2 separate regions of the Homo sapiens genome follow, and region 1 is linked to region 2. The links are chromatin loops, found by intact Hi-C in ENCODE. Cell type or tissue: Caco-2. All regions are shown on one strand.

The links. Hi-C counts contacts between places; a loop is a spot of excess contacts. Peaks named below come from ENCODE experiments on the same cell type or tissue, not always from the same donor. Only the 100,000 strongest peaks of a DNase experiment are listed, where the experiment ranks them.
Region 1: a loop joins it to region 2, with 3 times the contacts of the local background. A loop is called at or near these places in 5 of 110 quality-filtered maps.

The regions. Positions count from the first base shown.
Region 1 is chr10:61,015,522-61,020,521 of GRCh38, reverse strand. It overlaps LINC00845 (long intergenic non-protein coding RNA 845), which reads right to left and starts at 4,247. Exons shown (of 2, transcript NR_108052.1): 1 at 4,181-4,247. In Caco-2, no CTCF peak of the experiment used is centred here; no DNase peak of the experiment used is centred here.
Region 2 is chr10:61,281,716-61,286,715 of GRCh38, reverse strand. No RefSeq gene overlaps it. Among named protein-coding and RNA genes, the nearest start is that of TMEM26-AS1, 170 kb to the left of the region's middle. In Caco-2, a CTCF peak has its summit at 2,228 (motif pointing right); no DNase peak of the experiment used is centred here.

The sequences.
Region 1 (5,000 bases), 270 kb after region 2:
TTTTATGAAAAGTAAAAAGTTTAAATATTTACACTGGGGAGCAAATTAAGTTACTTGAGAATATAAGGATTTCACCCAAATAGACTTTAGAGCAAAACAATGCATTATGGTCTATTTCAAAACCACTGTTCTAGTCACGCATCAGAAACTTACTGAAGGTTTATCATATTCAAGACCCTATGAGGCATACTCTATGGGATATGCCTTCAAAGATCTCATCTTTTAGACTATTTTGTTTATTTTGTTTGTTTTTGTTATGAAAATAATAAAACAGACATCGCTTCCACAGCAGCTAGATTTAAGAAAGGTTAAATATTTATTAGCCTATTGTTATTATGTAAAAATCCAGTAGACATATCGACAACTCAGTTTTTCACTTAGAATTCTGTACACTCCAGCCTTCTGAGACATATGGCACTACAAACATTTCTGGTTTGCCAAACCGTCCATTAAGACTGCCTTTCAATTGAAATAGAAATGATACTTATGTACAAGGGTGATTTTACAGGAGTACATTTTTAAGAATTGTATTGCTTTTTTAAAGAAATGGAAGGTGAAGGAGAACAGGGATAACGTGCTAAGTGGTTATGAACTAGTGGACTATAGGAGACACAGCTGGATCCAATGCTAGTTTTTCCCCCTACCAGATACATAGACTTAGATGTGTTTTTCTCATCCATAAATAGACATAATTGTGCTATTGCCCTAATAGAGTTTTTGGGAGAATTAGATGATGTAATTGAAGCACTTAACACAATGATAGGAACAAAGAACTTATTCAATAAATGGTAGTCATCTTCATAATTATTAGAAATGAAGTAATCTGGAGAGGAAGAGGTAATATGTCATTTTTCAGGGATGCCATAACAATAATTTTTTTTTTTTTTGAGATGGAGTCTTGCTCTTGTCACCCAGGCTGGAGTGCAATGGCACGATCTCGGCTCACTGCAACCTCCAACTCCAGGATTGAAGTGATTCTCCTGCCTCAGCCTCCCAAGTAGCAGGGATTACAGGCGCCCACCACCACACTTGGCTAATTTTTGTATTTTTTTAGTAGAGATGGGGTTTCACCATGTTGGCCAGGCTGGTCTCAAACTCCTGACCTCCTGATCCACCCGCCTTGGCCTCCCAAAGTGACAACAATTTTTAAAACTGCAACAACAACAAGAATTTACATCACTATCTATACTTCCTTGGTATATTATTGTAAAGCAACTAAGTTTGGGTTGGGCTGAAGAATGAAGTGCAATTCCTTCATGATTAGTGATTTTGAGGGACTTTTCATGTGTCTGCTGGCCATTTATATGTAAATTAGTATAGCCATTAAGGAAAACAGTATCGAGGTTCCTCAAAAAATTAAAAACACAACTACCGTTTGATCCAGCAATCCTACTTTTGGGCATATGTTCAAAGGAAATAAAATCAGAATCTCAAAGAGATATCTGCATTCCCATGATCATTGCAGCATTATTCACAACAGCCAAGATAGGGAAACATCGTAAGTATCCATTGAGGGACAAACGAAGAAAGAGAATGTGAAATATATATAAAACACAATATCACTCAACCATTAAAAAAAGAAGGAAAGCTTGCCATTTTTGACAACATAGATGAACCCAGAGGACATTATACTAAGTGAAATAAGCCAGACACAAAAAGACAAATAATGTATGATCTCATTTATGTGTGGAATGTAAAGAAGTCAAATTCATGGAAGCAGAGAGTAGAATGATGGTTGCCCAAGTCCAGGAAGAGAGAGAAACAGGGAGATGTTGGTCAAAGGGTTCACGTTTTCAGTTATAAGCTTTAGGAATCTAATATACAGCATGATGACTGTAATTAATCATACCATATTGTATACTTGAAATTTGCTAAGATAGTAGATCTTAAGTGTTCTCAAAAATAAAGGTAACTGTGAGGCGATAGATGTGTTAATTAGATTCATTGTGACAATTATTTATTGACATATATCAAATTATCACATTTTTTCTTAAATATATAAAATTCTTATTTGTCAATTATATCTCAATAAACCTGGGAAAAAATAAACTTCACACATCTTTTATTACTATAAGCCATGTAGTTAAGAGATGTGAAATGAGTAGTTGACCTAAGGAAGAACCACATGTTCTGAAGAAACTGGGGATAATTAACTTGTTAAATAATTCACTAAAATTAACCATTGGTCATGTTGTGAACCCTTTGGTCATGGTTGAAAAGGTTATGTAAGACAGTGATGCTTACAATACAAAATTCTGTGTATAAAATTCCTTACTTGAGCTCAAAGATCCCATTATAAGACCCAGATTGGAGTTACACCAATGCAAAAAGGTAAAATAAGGGAAATGGCAATGTTCTGGTTATTTTTCTACCTAATATTAACTATAAAGATGAATCATAGAAAATTGCTTTTGGTAATAAAAAATAATTAAATAACAGTAATTTCATAAGGCAAACTAATAGTTTGGCTGGGCTTCTTCATGACATAGTCTGAGTTCAGCATAGCATTGCAAGTCTACATCACAGACCAGAATAACTTAAATCTATTCTTGTAAAGGCCATTGCCCAAGTGAAGAGGTTAGACAAAATAGCAAAGAACCAATTTTCTGAAGGAAGCTGAAGAACGTAAGTATAATAACATTATGAAAATGTAGTTGGCTATGTCAAATCTGCCATAAGAATGTATTTTCTTTAAAGCAATCCTTGCACAATCCTTAGACTGTCAATTATCCTCAAGTGGCCAATAATCCAATTCTACTGGTTATAAACTTGTATGCGTGTCAAACCCTCTTTTTGAATAATTTTGAGCTCTGAGCTAAATCCTTTGCTTTAAAAAAAATTAATTTGAGGAATGATAGACATAGCTAGCCTATATATTTCAGGTTCCTAGCTCCTTCCACAGCACATGGAAAACCTCACTTCCCAATGCACTTGCAGTTAGGCAGGACCACGGGGCTGAGTTCTGTCCGGTGAAATGTGAGCAGGGCTGAAAAACTGAAAAGGCCCATATAGCCCCCTTTCTTACTGTAACAATCAAGGAAGCCTTGAATTGAGATTTTGAGTTTACAGAGAAACAAAATCAAAAGACCTTAAATTGCCAAGCCACCTTGTGGAAGACAACTGAAGAATCATTCAAATCCCCTGGGTCTGCATGAGGAAGAAATTAACTTTTATTGTGTAAAGGCATTGAGAGATTGGAGTTGTTTGTTACCTCATAATAACCTAATCTATCCTGACTACAACTAACTTCAAAAACATACAGGGCCCAAACAACTGGTAATTCCTCAAATACTCTGCTTATTACTAGGCTATTAAAGAAATGCATATAAAAAGAATATTGAATGGAACTACAGTAAAATGACATCAGAAATTAGAATATAATCTTTTTAATTTTTTAATTCTTCAAATTTTCTCTACTTTGGAGAGTTGTTTAAAAAATTAAAAACAGAAAATTTAAACATCCCTCCCCACAGCATATGCCCCCTTTCCAGAAAAGTCTTGGATGTGTAGGTATTTGGTTTTGTTTGTTTGTTTTCGTCTTAAGGAAGAGTTAGTTAGGGTTGGAGACTGAAAATTTGCAACTGGGACCTGAGATTTGAGATCTAAAATCTTCAATCCTGTTTTATAAAAATGTGTCTAGAGAGGATTGGATTAAAGCCTTTGGAGAACCAAGCCCTGGAGATATTTTGTTTGGCCCTGATCCCTCTATCTATATGTAATTCAATATGGCAAAGCAAAGTCATAAATATGAGTAAGGAATTCTAACCAAGTTTAGATGTTTTTTCTTATAACTACACTGTTGTTCCTTATTTCTCTTTCTTATTTTTTAAAACATCAAAGATTAAACTGTTTTCAAAAGAGATTTTTTTGTCCATTATTTTGCTATAGCCCTAAGCACTGTGCCTATATAACTTAGAACAAACTACCATCAAGTGATCAAATAAGGTTTGTGTAGTCACTAAATTTCAGTATGAAATTGAGAAGAGTCATATACATATAAAAGAGGATAGTTTACCTCACAGAATAATCAAATTAGGCTCTTCTTAGTTATTTAGAACAAGATAGATAAAATATCCAAAATAGTTTCAAAAATCAACAAACAAAGTAATGTAAGTTTCACCTGTAGAGAATCAGTTTCTAGCCTTGCTTCTGGAGTTTTAAGCCAAATAGAGCTACTCACGTGCAATCCTGCCAATAAAAATGGACTAAATCCCACTAGCAAACACTGTCTTCAGTGTTCTCCCTTTCCTTCATCCTTGCTTCTTGCTCTCACCTACTCTACCCAAATTCTGAACTTTGGATGTTTGCACTTTTGAACTTAAACAAAAAGAATTTGTTCTCTGGTTTTTACGCCCTGGCATGCCTCAGGATTCTCAGTGTAAATGGCCTGCAGCCCATCCTGCTCTGCTACTGTTCTGCAGAAAAACTATTATAGCTACTATTTAGTGAGCAATTGCTATATGCTAGGCATGTGCTGAACACTTAATATATTATCACCTCAAAATAATATCCACCATAGCCTGATTGATGAGTATTTACCATATTATCATGATTGGGGCAGCGAAGAAACTTGAGAAAATTAAATGGCAAGAGACCAGGATTTGATCACAGATCTCAATTCTATACTTTTAACTACTACTTATATCATTTCTGCCACCATATTTTCATTAAAAATATATATTTACCAAGCACCTACTATGTTCTAGGTTCTGTGCTAAATAATGATTATAGAGATGTGAACATATAGACAGGGTCTCTAGTTTCATGGCAATTGCATTTTAATGGAGATTATGTCATAATATGTAAATAAATAAATAATCCCATTTTCAAAATTGGCTTTTAAAAATAGGTTAAAGTGATGTGGAAGGACTGGAGGGGTATGTGGCCACATTAGATGGGTAGGGAGGAAAGGAACATTGAGAAGGAACCAGTCATTTGAAATTTTGGGCTCTGAACATTCCAGAGAGAATTACAAGTTTACAGATGCAAGGTCAAAAATG
Region 2 (5,000 bases):
GTTCCTGGCCCCTGACTTCAATATCTACTGGTAAGTTATTTAATTTTAAGTGCCTCAAATAGTAATATTTAAAATATGTATAACTGTATCAAATTCTACCACCTTACTACAATTACAAAGAGAATAAAACAAAACAAGAAGTGACACATAGGAAAGCATTTTGGAATGTTCAAAATAAAGTTACTAGTATATTTAGACTGTTTTAGCTGGAAGTGATTGCTTAGTTTCCTGATGTCAGGCACTATAATAAGCAATTTCCTGATACTCTCATTTAATCTTCATGAAATGCTCATGAAGCATATACTGTTATAATGCCTACTTCATATATTAGAAATGAAGCAACAGGGTCACAATTATAAAATGAAGGAGTTAAGATTTGGATTTGTCTAATATCAGAACTGTTAGAACCTGCCTCAGCTAGATTACAAGACATTTTCATGTAGCATGGGAAGGAAATGATCTGTAATATTACAGAGTGATCTCAAGGGTCAATCCTCAATGGATATGCCACGAATGTGGTGGTTGGCAGTCTCTGAGATGGCCCAAGGACTCTCATGTCTTAGTATTCATGCCCTTATATAATCTCCTCCCCACGAGTAGGGGGAGATTTCACGGGTAACTTCTAATGAAGAGAATACAGTAGAGGCGATGAGATACCACTTGCTAAGATAAGGTTATAAAAAGACTGTGGCTTTCATCTTGAGCCTTCTCTCTCACTCCCTGTGGATCACTTCATCCTGGGGAAAGCCAGCTGCCATGTGTGTGAAGCAGCCCTGTGGAGAAGCCCACGTGGTAGGGAGAGGAAGCCTGCCAATAGCCACGCAAATGAGCTTGGATGCAGATCTTCTGGGGACTGCCAACAGCCATATGAGTGATCTTGCAAGTTGATCCCGCCCCAGCTGAGCCTTGATGACTGTAGCCTTGGCCAAAATATTGACTTCAGCCTCATGAGAGATCCAGGTAACCTGCTTCTGGATTCCTGAACCACAGAAAGTCTGAGATAGCAAATGTTTATTATTTATTGTTTTCAGCCACTAAGTCTCATGCAGCAATAAATAACGAATATGAATGGTAACCAAATGACTGGCTGGAGAACTAGAACCTTTTCAAGCCTGCCTCCTTCAATTCATTCAACAAATACTTATTGAGATATTACATGCCAGGCATTAGATGTGGTTCCTGCCCTCAAACTGCTGATCTTCTGATGGGGCATGATGTGGTGGGAAAAATTTTTTTTAAAAATTAAAAATCAAAATTCCTTTTAAACTTCTGGAAAATGATTAGAAAGAGCAGAGATATGGAGCCAGCCAGAAGGGCTCCAATTGCAGTCTCCAGATATGGGTTTTTGGGCTAACAACTCCTTTGAGCTTCAGTTTCTTCATCTGCACAGATGAAAACTACTTCTGAAAAGTTTGTAGAATTAAATAAAATAATGTATTAAAAATACCTGGCATGATACCTGGCATATATTAGTGGCTCAACAAATGCCGATTCTATGAGTATTACTCTTCATCTTTTTAATGTAGGGAATAATCATTAGATTGTGCAGCGTTGTTGAGTGTGCATAAAGAGATAAGCACAGGGCATGATCCATTTTAGATGCAACCAGAGTATTTATTTCTGTTAGTTTCTGTGGACCCTATAAATTATGTTATGACCATAGGAGATGAAAATAATTTTATGAAGAACTTTTGAGGTTCTAATTTTTGTTTAAAATGGACACTTTACTTCTTAAACTGAGGATCTGGTTATTGTTTGTAAAAGATCTTACTATAAGCCAGTAGAAAGAATGGAAAACATGAGTAGGATGGGACATCTGGAATCAAACTTTAGATCACCATATGCAACAAAGTAGAGTGAAAATGGGATTGGAGATCAGAAATTCTGAATTCTTCCTTTGCCTCTGAGTGTCCACTGATGTCCATCACCAAAGGGAGGTGTCAAATAGTTCAGTTCCTTAGGATTATACAACTTGATGAAGGGTTATCATCACAATTATTATTTATAAAACCCATTTCTACTACAACATAACACCATGAAGGATTAGCATTTCTCATAAATTTTCAAGAATTTGACCAACTTGCATCAGTTGCATTAATCTAATATTTATTAAAATTTCTAAAGTAATATCTGAAATTGGAAAGACACATACACAAGCCCAATATCTCCCAAAAAGTGAAAAATCAGTGCTAGACTACATTGGATTTTATTTCTTGAGGAACTAAACATGACCACTAGATGGCACTGGAGTCTGATTTCATCTTTCTATTTCCAGAACAGTCCGTGGGAAAACAACGGTAAGGCTATCATAAATTTTCTGAGTCAGTTACTTGCTTATCTGATGTGGTACAAGATAAAAAACATTTTTGTATTATTTTTGAAGTTCCTAGTAATCCCGTCAATAAATAAACATAATGCCTACTCTTAATCGGAAGCCAACCGATCTCACAAGTGAGTTTCATCATCCTTTGAAGAGCTTCCTGTAAGTAAATTTAAGTTTCTACAAATGAAATAAATTATAATTTACAACCAAAAAGAAAGAAAGAAAGAAAGAGACATGATGTGCCTTTGCCAAAGCGCTGACTCCTGCTGTTAATTTCCTCTAGCAATTCAAATTTCAGTTATGAAACATCTAGGACGGTACCCAGAAATTCATTCAACAAATATTTATTGAGACTTCTAGGATTACAAGGCCCACATAGACACTGAGAGGCAGTGGACACCTGCATGGAGTTTATTTTCTAGGGGAAGAATCAGACAATAAGCAAATGAATAGATACAATAGTTTTATATGCTATGAAGAAAATCAGTGGGTAATGTGATAAAGATAAATAGGGGCAAGCTGAGGCACCTTTGATAAGGTATGCAGAAATCTTCTCTGAAAAGGTGTTAAGGTGGAACTAAAATGACAAGGTAGAGTCATTCATAGAAGGAAGTTTAGCCTGGTCAAGGAACCAAGAGGCAATGAATAGGAATTTGGAGAGGCAGGCAGGCCAGAACATGGAGTGACTTAGAGTTTGTATTCATCTTATTGTACAAGCCACTGAAAGGTTTTAAGCAAGCAAGTTGCACAATCTGATTACATTTTTAAAACATCATTCTGGCTGCTAGTGGGGAATGGATTGTGTGACACAGGGTAACACTAGCAAGTGCTTAATAAATGAATGAATGAATGAATAAATGATGGTGCCTACTATGTGCCTAGTACCAACAAGGTGCTTTTGATTCGCTGAAATTCACTTTACACATTATCACACTGATAGAGTTAGACACTCTTTAGGCAGGTTCTCAAATTTGAGGGTCCATCAGAATCACCTGCAGCACCTGTTAAAACACAGATGACTGGACCACATCTGTTATCATGTTCCCCTCCACCATCACTTCCTCCCGCCACAGCTTCTGATTCAGGAGATCTGGGGTGGGGCCAAGAATCTGCATTACTAACAAGTTTCCAGATGATGCTGATGTTACCAATGTGAGGACCACACTTGGAGAACCACTGCTGTAAGAGGCTGGGCATAAAATGCCAGCAGCTGTTAAAACAAGCAAAAATAGAGAGAACTTATTTTAGTTCTGTTACAGTTCAGCCTTCTGGGTGTTAGAGACCACATTCATTCCTTTCTTGTATTACTAAAGTGGGAAATATCGTTCATTTCCTGACCAAGGATGATGTCCCTTTCTCCCTTACTAACAGAGTTCGAGTGTTGTTCAAGATTATTATTGTGTCCAAGTTCACAGTTGAATCAGGATTCACTTGAACCAAATGTACCAATTGGTACCAAAGCTACCAATTGACTTGGTAGCTTTGCCAGATTAGATACTCACTATCTCAGCCTTTCTTGCATGGTCATGGGACAGAGGTCTGACCAAGAAAAAGTAATGGAAGCCTGTTGAAGATTCTGAGAAAGACTTTCCTTTTTAATAAAAAGGAGAGCAGTGAGAAAAAAGTATTTATTTGTAGGAGACAAATCAGTGAATATTCTCATGCATAAATTGCCACAATTTAAAAAATGTGAATACCTGTCAGTCATGGTGTGCTGGTAAATGTTAACAACAGGCTCTCGGCAATGACAGGGATAAATTGCTGATTTTCATAGTGTAAATGCTGCCACGATGGCTGATTTCAGGCTATGAATGTGAAATCACTGAACACGGAGTTGCAAATAGATGCTAACAATTGGCTCTCAAGAGCCAGTATGAGCCAGTTTCAGCAAACCATTGCTGGAGATTATAAACCTAAAGATATGGTGCATCTTTCTCTGAAATACAAGGTAAGTAAGGCTAATTGTTCATGTTCTTGGCACATATTCTCTCCTGAAATCCAGTTGCATAAACAGCTGAGAAGGTTCAAGCACAATGTTTAACACAAGAGAAGACAACCAGATTTTTGGTTGAAGGAAAGTTCCTTGCCATGACTATTTACATTTTGTTAAAATGTAAACCTAAAAGTAATTTCCTGCACAATTTTATGCATCATTATAGGAAGCGTTTTTGAAAATGGGGTCTGCCTAAGACTTCTCAACAAACAATACTTCTTATGCAGTTACCTACATTTCTCCTTAGTGTTAAAAGAAAATAAAAGCAAACTATTTATTTGGGGGTAACTCTGAGGAATTAACAGGTTCAGTTCCTTCCGTAGAGCAGTTGTCAATGTCCTCTCCTTACTACATCCCAGTAGTCACTTAAGCATCTGCTCAGCTACTGTGCAAGGTTCCAAGGTCTTACAACAAATTTTAGCAAACGCTTCCTGTCCGTTACCTGACATCGCACTCTGCCCTCTAGTCAAAATGTTTTTTCTCAGGTCCTCTCTACCCTTGATGTGATGCCTTAGGATGAATAGTTTCTCACCTGGAACAGCTCATCGCCTCTTTCAGGTTTTCCCAAACTTCTTGGATTGCAAGAACAACTTGGGGAAGTTACAAATACAGATTCCTGAACCTCATCCCCTGATCTACTTAATCAGACTCTCCAAGAGAAGGAGCCTGGAAATATGTACTTTT